2 separate regions of the Homo sapiens genome follow, and region 1 is linked to region 2. Evidence: chromatin loops called from intact Hi-C (ENCODE). Cell type or tissue: Caco-2. All regions are shown on one strand. Links, peaks and the distances in the headings refer to the core of each region. The heading gives the core; the rest is flanking DNA.

Region 1 (5,392 bases), core at 334-5,333, 220 kb after region 2:
ATAGTGGGGGGTTTTTAAAGCTTCAAAAATACAACCAGGGATGCAATTTTGAAATTTAGCATTTACCACAGAAGTTGCCTCCATTGTTTATGCTAAAAGTAGATTTAAAATGTCTCACTCTCACTAAGCAACTAAAATATAACGTTTAAAATGCTACTCAGCGTGGGAAGATTTATGAGCAAGCAATTATATCAAACTCTCATTTGTTTCTGATTTTACTTTCTAGATACAGGTGTCCTCTAATATCCAAATCAATGATCATAGAAAAATCAGGTTTAATCTCCTTATCTGGGTAGGAAAGTGAGGTTGGAGAGGTTTCCTAGGTTGTGGAAGATCACACAGCTAATTAGTGTCAGAGTCAGTTCTCTTCCTCCCAGTCCAATTGTTTGAACAGTTTTGTTGTCACTTGAAATGCTGTGTTGTAGATCTAAAGATAATGTGACCTTATCTGCCCCAAAGTTTGCAAATCAATCGTCTCACAGTGCCAAGGCAAATAGGGCAAGCCCAGGGACAAACAGCATGACTCAGCCAGGCCCCCTTCAGCAGGGCTGGCTTCAAAGCTGAGTCATGAAAAATTAGATTGCAGAGTCAAAGCGCTGTATGTTCCCGGCCTTGTCCTACAACTAAAAGGGCAGAAAGTCTCAACCGAGTCATGGAATAGGAGAGTTTCTGTAAGGAAACTTTCTGCCAGTTCTAAAGTGGTTATTTTGTGTTTTATCGCTGCTACTCCTTACTACTAAAGGGTTAAATGCTAGAATATCACTCCATATAAAAGAGTATGGGATAATGTCTCCTGGGTTTATTTATATCTTAATGAAGGACTCCAGAAAACCCTCTTCAATCCTAAGAAAGAATAGCCGGTTGTGATTAATGTTTTTGGGCAGCAAATCTCAGCTTAACATCACCCAAAACCAAACTAGGTGGACAGCTAAGTCCAAATGGAGTCTTACATCCTATTCCAGCAGGGGTAATCTTGACCTTTTAGAATCACCTCTCTTTAAATCTCAGACTGCACGGGGAAGTATTGTTCAGCCATGCTTATCCAGCCCTGTCTAAATCGCACTTCAGTTTATCCAGCCTATTTTGCTTTGCAAGCTGGCTTGTGCTTGGAGATCTCCCCAGGTCTTCCTGCAGACACTGAGCTTATCATCTTCAAATGAGAAGTTTGAGGGGGAGTGCAACTCAGCAGTTTATCCTTTTAACATGAGTATCTCATCACTACTTTTTCTTTCTTTGGGTGGGTGGGTCCCTTTGTAGCAACAAGATTTCAGGCATCTTTCTGGATTATTGCAGTTTTCTTAACTGTAAATCAAACCAATTTTCAATAAAGTAAGATATATGACATTGTCATTTTACTCCTGGCATTTGATATCACATTTTTCCCAATAAGTGCAAATATTACCCAATGAAATAGATATTAATTTTCAGTCAGTCTAGTGACCTAACAGGATAACATTATATAAAAACGTTTGCATCTTGGGTAAGAAAATCTGCATTTAAATACACTTTTAAAAAAAATCTTAAAAGAATTGCAGTTAAACAAGGTAATTTTCCATGGTTAGAAAGGACAAGCAGGTGATATAACCTCCAATGCCTCTTTTTATAATAAGGTAATAAGCTCTCACCTCCAAACGAATGTGCCCCAAATACCTTGGTAACGGATATAATAAAACAATGACTCTATTCTTGCTCAGCTGTTATAGTAGTGATTGTTGTATTGTTTAGCCATTCATATATTTCATGCAGTTCTGAAAATAGCTATCCATTGTTGTTTGATTTATTAAATTTTGTTCCATCACTTACGGATACAAAAGTGCAATTATTAGCAAAGTAAGTTGTGCAGTATGCAATGCTAGTTTTTAAAATTTGGGTCTATCTGCCTATTGGTTTCAGTCTGTCACGAATAAAGAAAGCAACCACTATTATTTGAAATCAAAATGGAAATTCTTCTGCTCAGAAATCAGGGAGATATCCAGGGATCTATCAAATTTCAGTTGCGTGAAGCCTGCCACCATTACCCACTATGGCCACTTCCATTCTTCAAAACTTTGGAAAATCGTGTTGCTGTATAGCCTCTCTCTGAGTTTTAATTACGGCAAAGCAATGCCAATAAATACTTCATTGACCATCCTTGTGTGCAGCTAATATATTTTTTAAATTCTACCACATTTCAAAATGTTTTGTTCATTTCACTCCTTTCTCTATATCACCCAGACCTCTTGACATCTGGGGACTATTTCTATCTAGGAATTATGAAGGTTTCTCTCTACATGTTCCTCAGTTCCCACAGGGTTGCTCTCCTTGAGTTTGTGCCCTCTATTTCCTACCCCAAACCAAGTACTCTTCTCAACCTCCCTGACTCTGCTCTGCTAAAAGAGGTTCTCCAGTGACATCTGTTAGGGTGGGATTGTTTGATCTGTTCTTCTCTCCAGTCCTCTTTCTTTTAACCCAAATAATTAATTGCTCATCCAGGACACATGATATTCAGAGGGAACCTCCTTTCTACAACAACCCATGAAGATCTTGTCATTTTAAAATGTTGGATTGAGTTGCATCAAACAAAATTGAAGTGAATTAAATTGACTTGAATGCCACAGAATGGACTAAGTATTACAAAATTGAGTGGAATAGGGTAATTTTGTGCTGTGTCCCTCCTCTTTGAAGCCTCCCCTGTTCATATTCTTATAGTGAGCCCAATGTTTATTTCTTGAGGTGATAATTTCTTCCATGTTTTGGCTTTTATTTACACACTTTTACTTACAAAATGAATCATAAAATATATCTTCCTGAAGGATATGTACTGGCTCTCATTCATTTCTTGTTATTTTGTAGGCACTCAGAAAAATCTTTTTTCCTTTGGTCTGGGAACCAACTTACATCATTTGTAAGTGATGGACGTGTGCTGTGAACCATAAATAATGTAAACAAGTTAGCACTGCCAGAGGACAAGGGTTCAGTTAGAAAGACCTTCCTGACTGTGAGCTATGATGCCTTTAGCACAAGCTCAAAAAGGTCATAGAGTTGCATTCTCTGCATATTTTCCAGAGAACAGCCTGGAGTACATGTGACCTGATCTATAGTCAAGCCCATTTTGAATGAAGGTAGAGAACTACTATAGGAACTAGCAACAGCTATTCAGGAGGGTGTCACCATTATTTTTTCCAATCCAAGAAAACAAGTTATACTTCTCCATTAAAGGTCATTTAAAAATAATTAGCAGAGTATTTCCGAAAAGAGAAATCATTGCTTCTACGTAACTCTTCATCCCCACAGTTCCAGTTGTCAGCCTTTCTGAGAAAAAAAAAAGTGTTTTCTATCTTTGATTACTCTATCTACTCTGTGCCTGTCTTCGCTAGGGTTCATCATTAAACCAACTGCTTCTGTTGCCATTATAAGAAATGTAGACTTTCGGAAAGGCTTGTTACATTTCAGAAGTGCCCACCCTGTTCAATAAATGGTACTTTTCATCTGTCCCCTTTTGCTGCAGGGGCAGTTTATCTGCCAATATCCCTGGAATTGCTCCCTGTTTCACTGCACCAAGGATGAGAGGCCCTACAGGTTTTTGTCCTGAAACCCGTATGTCAAACACTAGGGAGGTTAACGAGTCTCCAACCTACTCACTGAAACTGAGGAAAACAGAAGTTTCATATTGACATAGCCGAGGATCAAGAAGGACATTACCTCCTTGGAAAAGTGATTACAGTGGCTCTTTCCATACACTTCCATCAGCCAAGATGTGCTGCATCTCCCTCTACAGGAACCAAAGCTGAATAAGCCTGCATCTTACTGACGTTCCTTTTCTATTTCCCGGGAGAGACTAAAAAGTGGCTCAGCCTACAAGGGAGCCAAGGGACCACTTTAGCATGACCCTGATTCTTGAGGAGAGACGAGCTTCATATGCAGGTGCAGTGAAGTCTCCCTTCTGGCCCCATTCTCTGCTCAGTCGATACAAGTAAGAGATGCCTTGGCTTGCTGCTCAAATTATTTATATGACTCAAGGATCCACAGAGCCCTCATAAGCCTCATAAATGAGCTCAGAAAAAAAACTGACACATTTTTCTTCATGCTAAGCCTGAATTTCACTAACACATAGGATTATTTTATGATCCAATCAGTCCAAGTGTAGGCGTTTCAGTAGATGCGTAGACATAACATACAATTGATTTCCTTGCCACAGATTAAAAAAAAAAACTCATAAATCTGAATGAAAACTAATTTTTGATTTTAGTAGAACTGAAAATAATAATAATAATATTGGTAACAATGATTACAATTTGGTAGGATTTTCCTCATAAGATGTTCATTTTCCCAATGATAGCAAAGGATGCTTATCAAGGGAAATAGGTCCCACTTCTACACTCAGGAATTACTTTTCTCCTTTGCATTTGTAAATGGATATACCCAAAACTTCAGTTCCTATGCCACGAATAAGCATGATCTCTCCAAGTGCCACCTTCCAGTTAGCCCAGGGCGAAACACTAAAGTGGACAAAGTACTCCAGTTTTCTGTTTTTCTTTTTCACTGTCATCTAAGCTTCAGCCCTGGCTTCCTAAGTTTCCAGTGTCATGCTCTACCCTCATCTGCCCTGCTTGAGCACTGAACTGACCTTCATAGAACAGTGAGCCCAAAGCTTAGGGTCAGAAGCCTTGGCCGTGTCACTAGCTGGTTTGTCATGCTTTAGATGTGTCACCGGTTTCTCTCTATGGAGTGGAAATAATATCTACTTTACCAGGACATGATAAGGACTGACATTATATATGTGGAAACATGTTTGAAAGCCGTAAAGCACAAAATAAATATAAATATTTAAACACCCTGAAATAACTTATGCTAAATGCCTGGTTCAATAGATATGAATTTGCTAAAAAATTATTTTTCATAAATGTTACTTTCATTTCCCCCTCTTTGGTATTGTCTCAGCTAGCGTTGAAGGACCCACTGTCTCTCTCACATTAGAAACAATTTCTGTGTAAAACATCCCAAATCACTAAGGGCACATTTGACTCATGTATGCATTGTAGCCTAGGGGCTTGTCTCCATAGTCCTTGGAATCCAATACTAGTGGAAGGATCATGGATTTTGGAATTAGGCATACTCAGAATTACATCTCAGCTCAGTCACTTAGAAATTCTATGACCTTGGGCAGGTAACTTAATCTCCTTAGGCTCCGTTTCTTCAACTATAAAACGGAAATAGCAATGCCTATGTAGAAGGAGCCTGACACTAGTAAATATAAATATATAAAATAGTTTTCATTCATTTAATTTGGAACTTGTGGAAAATTCTATCAAACAATAGTCTTGTAAATAAAACTGTGCTTAGTGTGGAGTAAGCAAGTTCACTCTATGGAGAAAAAAATAAATGAAGTGATTTTATGTTGACGTAGTCTTTT
Region 2 (5,392 bases), core at 202-5,201:
GTGTAAAAATTGTTAAAGGTCTCTATCAGAACAGTCTAAGGGGCATTTCATGATAACTCAATCTTTTTAAGATACAGTTTTAAGGCAATATTTTAAAAAACATTTTGAAAGGTGGATTTATGAATACTGCTTCTTTTTAGAAGGTGACAGAATCAAACACAAACATGAGGTGTTCAATAAATATTGCTGACTATATTGATTTGAGCCAAAATTTCACCAATAATGCATTTGGACTGAGTGTGTAACTAATATTCTTGGATTAGGAAAACAAAGCTCTTAGAAAATGAATCCTAGAAGTTTGTTCAAGATTCTGTCACCTAATATGTAGAAAATGTATTGAAGATTTTGAAATATCTGTGTATAATTTTCTAAAATTCATGTGTATCTCCTAAGAATCCTACCATATTAATACCAGTTGTAATGTAGGTCAAAGATGTGGCAAATATTTTCTTATATGAATTTTTTTCAAAAGTATTAGCTCTGTAATTCTTTCAGAAATTCTCTGGGACGGCCAATTCACAAGGAATAAAATGTAAATTTTAAAAAGCCTTAGGGCAAACTACTTTCGTTTTCTTAAAATACTCTGCTTCTAGGAAGGATGCTTCTACTAAGGAAAACAGGAAAGTGGTATAAGTGATCTATAACTATGTATAGTTTACATGGGACACAGAAGGAGATAGATTTTTACCTTTGTTTTTCATTCACTGTAAGCAGATAAATGTATATTTACTTAAGGATGGCTTGAAGTCATGTTACAACTTCTATTACTATTCTTGTCATTGTCCACATTTTTCTTAATTTTATCAAGTGTGGAAAGAGAAAAACAGAAATAGTCTTCCTTTTAATTTAGAAATGGGCCACTATAAGCATACGCACAACTCAAAATTGCAGTTTCTTAATGTTATGCACTTGATTAATTTGTATGAATTCATGCCATATTTCTCTGAACTTTGCTGAATTGCCAGGTATATGGCTTGGCTTGTATCTCCAGTTATAAGCCTTGGTATAGTCACGCCTGACTAGGGCAGAATGGAGAACTTGCTTCTGGCTTACAGCCCTCCTAAGGGCACCATGCAGGTTAGTGCTGCCCATGATGCTCTGGTGTTTGGAGATCTGCACACACAACCTCATTACCCCACCTTTAACATCTATGTCACAGATCAAGGGTTTGCAAACCATGATCCATAAGCCAAAAGTAGTCCAAAGATGTATTTACTATAGTTATATTTCATTCTTAGAATTTTAAAATTTAAATGCCTTTGTGTCTGTATCCTGCTATAATTCTGGTCCAACCAGTCCTTGTTTTCTTATCCAGTCCATGACACTCATTGATAATAATAACTTGGTTCCCAAAGATATGTGAATTTTTCATTCCTATGACCACTCCTGTTTTCTGTCAAGTAATGTTAGATTTCTCTGTTTAAATATGAAATGTTGAAATCCTAAAAGCTATTAATAAACAGATCAGTTCTCCCAGGTGACTTGAGTGTTTTCAGCAAGAATTACCAATGCAATAATCCAGAGATATTAAACAAATGGCTGACTGCTCAAACATTGTTGGCTTGACAGAGCATCATGTTGAGAAGATTTCTGAGACGAAACCCAAATTCACAATGAAAGACTGCAGTCATTGGTGGCCATAAGACACGAGAGACAGGGGTTGTCAAACTTCTGTAGTCCCAGTAGATGAGGATTTACCAATTATGCCTTGCAACAAAGTGAGTTATGTACTTGTTGTATTGCCCCACCATCCTTCAACCAGATTGTACTTCTTCTAGATGGACCTGCATCTTAAATCTACGTATCCTTGTGACACTTATTTCAGAGCTTTACAAATGGAAGGTTATCCATATAATTGGAACTGTGCCAGATCAGAACAGGAGATGTTTTCTGAGACCCTCGCTTCTGCTGCAACATTACACAAAAAAGGGTTTAGAATTTAAAAAAAAAAACAAGATTAACCAAAAACAGGTTCTTAAAAAGTCCCAGGTATGGCCAACAAACAAATATGAATGCCACCTATTTTATTGTAGCTACATTTCTCTAGTTGCTGGTGCACAGGAGTTGTGATTACTTGTTCATATTTGCACCATGTTAAACATAATACAGAAGATGCTCCACATAGCTGCTGTTACTAAGGAAACACAGAGAGTGCCTGCCCTTTGAAATATTTTCCTGATAAGAAATGTGTAATGATATCACATATTTTGCACTGTTTAAGACAAGGTGGGTAGGGCATAACCATAGAGCAATTATATCACCTGAATTACGAGGAAAGAACCTCTAAACTAGCTATCGTTAGTGAAGTACGTAAGCACACTAAGCTTACCTGAGGCAGGTAGTTGAGCGTCTCACTACGTGCTGAACCCAACAGACACTGGTGCCTTCAGTTTCAATGAGCAGGTTTTTTTTTTACTTGGAAACGGTGTTTGTAAACAGTGTGGCTTGCAGTCTTTTTTTGTGCTGGGTTTCGTCCTGATCCCTTACATGCATTATCACATTCAATCTTGTCAAGAGACCTTTGAGTTTCAGATTGTGGAAGCCATTTTACAGATAAGAAAAATGAGGTCTATAGAAACTAAGTAAATTTCCCAGTGTCATGCAGTTGTTCAGTGGTAGACATGAAATTCAGACACAGGCCTCTGATTCCAGTTTCCATGCTGTTTCTTTGTAGTCATCCATTGTGTATGTAAACAACTTTTCATTTAAACAAGATGCAAATAATATTGGTATAAAACAAATGTATTCTAGAATTTCAACTTTCCTGCTCATTTGTTCCTTGAGCCTGGTTTTTCTTGTCTTCAGGTTTATATTTTAAGGTGACATCTTATACTGTGGTCTTCTTTGTTTACTTTTCTATTTCCCTTCACTTCACAGGAGTAAGATACCCAACATCGGACTGTAATTCTGTGTACATAGGATGTCCATGACCCTATTCTCCTAGATTTGTTTATAGGGAGAATACAGGATGCTTTCCTCTCTGAATGTAAAAATAGAACCAGTCAGAGCAAGGTGTTCACAAGTATCTTAAATTATTTATTGAATCCTAACTATGTGTACTCATATTTGGTATGTAGCTCAAGATAAGATGAAGAGAAATGGTCCTTGATTTCAAGAGAAGGTTTTCTTACATACTTCAGTATAATCAGAGGAGTCTTTGGTGTCAGAATCTGAATGCAGGCAAAGACCTCCTTTATAGCTTCAACATTCTTCTCATTTCACAGGATTGGAACTATAGATTTTCAAAGCTAATTGTCAGTGACTATCAAAGTACGGATCCTGAAGATGGGGCTCAAGAGCTGCTAGGAGTCAATGGGGAGTGCCCACAGGACAGACTTCACCATACTTTAACCAGAGAAGATACATTTGAATTGAATGTCCTTTAAAAAGAGGGTGTCCCTGAAATGGAAAAAAAAATTTGAACACCATTATAGCCTAGATTCCTCATTTGTTGCTGACCCTTCCTTCCATACCATTTTCTCTCCCCTTTCACCATAACACTCCCTGAAAGTATAAAGTCTTCAACAATTTTATTCCAATTTATCCGCTGAATTTGGTAATGATAAAAAAGATTTTAATAGCAATTGCATTGCCTAATTACTGAATCATAGAACATTAAATCATTGACAATACACAAGGCAAACCTCAATATACAATTAATTAATGAGTCTGCTTGTATCTATGAAATGAGATACCTAAAAATATAGATTTTGTGGATACTTATTCATTTTAAAGATATTAAAAACTAAAGCATATTCTTAACTACTGACCAACTGGTCAAATAGTTAAGACTGCAATGAATAGCTTGAAATTAAAAAAATGTAGTATAATTTCATTAGCTCTGATATGTATTTTACTCAAGGTCATGAATCAGAACTTTTAAAACTATTAAAATTGAAGGATATCAAGAAATATAATTGATGTGTTTCTATGCATATTAATAAGGTCATTTTTCCATGTCAAATTCTTCTGAGTCTTAAACTATGTTATAGTTTGAAGTTAGGCTTTTTTGGAAGGCATTGTCGTATATTACTAATGGGAATGCATAAATTATACAATAAAAATTGGCTTAGTAAGCCTAATTAATAGAGCAACTTCAGGTAATTCAATCAAGTAAAACTTGTCTGAGACTTTCTTTTACTATATGAGCAATAGGAATAGGTTTTAGAGTATAAGTGTCTTTAAGAACATGTATAAGAGAAAAAGAGAAAGAGTAAACATTAAAAGGACAGTGATTGTTAAATATTTGCAGAAGTTTTTCTGGTAGTTAATGTATAAGTACTAAGTGAATATACAGAAGCCACAGCTCTAATAGTTTCTCCAATGTTTTAGCATCTTTTTCTAGCCCAGGACTGAGTTGAGTTCTTTTTAGGAGAAAAGCGTTGATGCCATCTGCAGCACACCTATAGATCATAGGCAAGAACAAGAAGTAGATTGCATGCTCAGTTATCAGGTATACGATACATCTGAGTTAGTTCCTGGCATGTAAATGATCAACTCCCTCTTTCCCTTTCCTTTTCCTTTTCCTCTTCCTTCCTTCCTTCCTTCTCTCCCTCCTGCCCTTCCTTCCTTCCTTCTTTGTTTTCCTTTCATGTTTTGACTTTACTATCAAGTTCTAGCCAGTATGCAGACTATTTTTTTTAAGTTCTGAAAATATTCTTGCAAATTTCTAAATGAGAAACAGGTAAATTTTATTTATTTTTTTCAGCTTTCCTGAGGAATAATTGACAAGTAAATATTGTATATATTTAAGTTGTGAGATGTGATGTATTGATACATGTATACATTGTGAAGTAATCACCACAATCAATTAACATACCTACTACCTCACATAGTTACCTTTTTTTGTGGTGAGAACATTTAGGATCTATTCTCTTAGCAAATTTCAAGTACACAACACAACACTGTTAACAACAGTTCCATCCTGTACATTATATTTACATGTAAGGCAAAATGAACTCTAAGTTAAAAAATAAACAGAAAATAAAAAATAGATCTCCAGAGCTTTTCTCTCCTGAATAACTGAAACTTTCTACCATTTGACCAACATCACTCCATTCCTCCCAATCCCTGTTCCCTGGCAACCACTATTCTACTCTCTACTTCTATGAACTTGATTTTTTTTTAGATAATTATTACATTGAATCTGTAGATAGCTTTGAGTAGAATGGACATTTTAACAATATTAACTTTCCAATCCATGAATGTGGGATATCTTTCCATTTATCTGTGTTTTATAGTTTTCAGTATATAGATCTTTTTACCTCTTTGGTTAAATTTATTTCTAAATTTTGTTTATGTTATTATAAAATGAATTGATTTCTTAATCTTTTTTTTTAACTTTTATTTTAAGTTGAGGGGTACATGTGCAGGTTTGCTATATAGGTAAACT

The links. Peaks named below come from ENCODE experiments on the same cell type or tissue, not always from the same donor. Only the 100,000 strongest peaks of a DNase experiment are listed, where the experiment ranks them.
Region 1: it touches region 2 in a loop (7-fold over the local background); 1 of 110 quality-filtered maps calls a loop at or near these places.

Annotation. Positions count from the first base shown.
Region 1 is chr2:162,577,728-162,583,119 of GRCh38, reverse strand. The region is part of intron 2 of KCNH7 (potassium voltage-gated channel subfamily H member 7); the gene reads left to right. Among named protein-coding and RNA genes, the nearest start is that of KCNH7-AS1, 190 kb to the left of the region's middle. In Caco-2, for the core only: no CTCF peak of the experiment used is centred there; DNase peaks (open chromatin) are centred at 499 and 2,969.
Region 2 is chr2:162,793,403-162,798,794 of GRCh38, reverse strand. All of the region lies in intron 2 of KCNH7 (potassium voltage-gated channel subfamily H member 7), which reads left to right. It overlaps KCNH7-AS1 (KCNH7 antisense RNA 1), which reads right to left. Exons shown (of 5, transcript NR_110258.2): 5 at 823-3,399. Among named protein-coding and RNA genes, the nearest start is that of KCNH7-AS1, 27 kb to the right of the region's middle. In Caco-2, for the core only: a CTCF peak has its summit at 3,294; no DNase peak of the experiment used is centred there.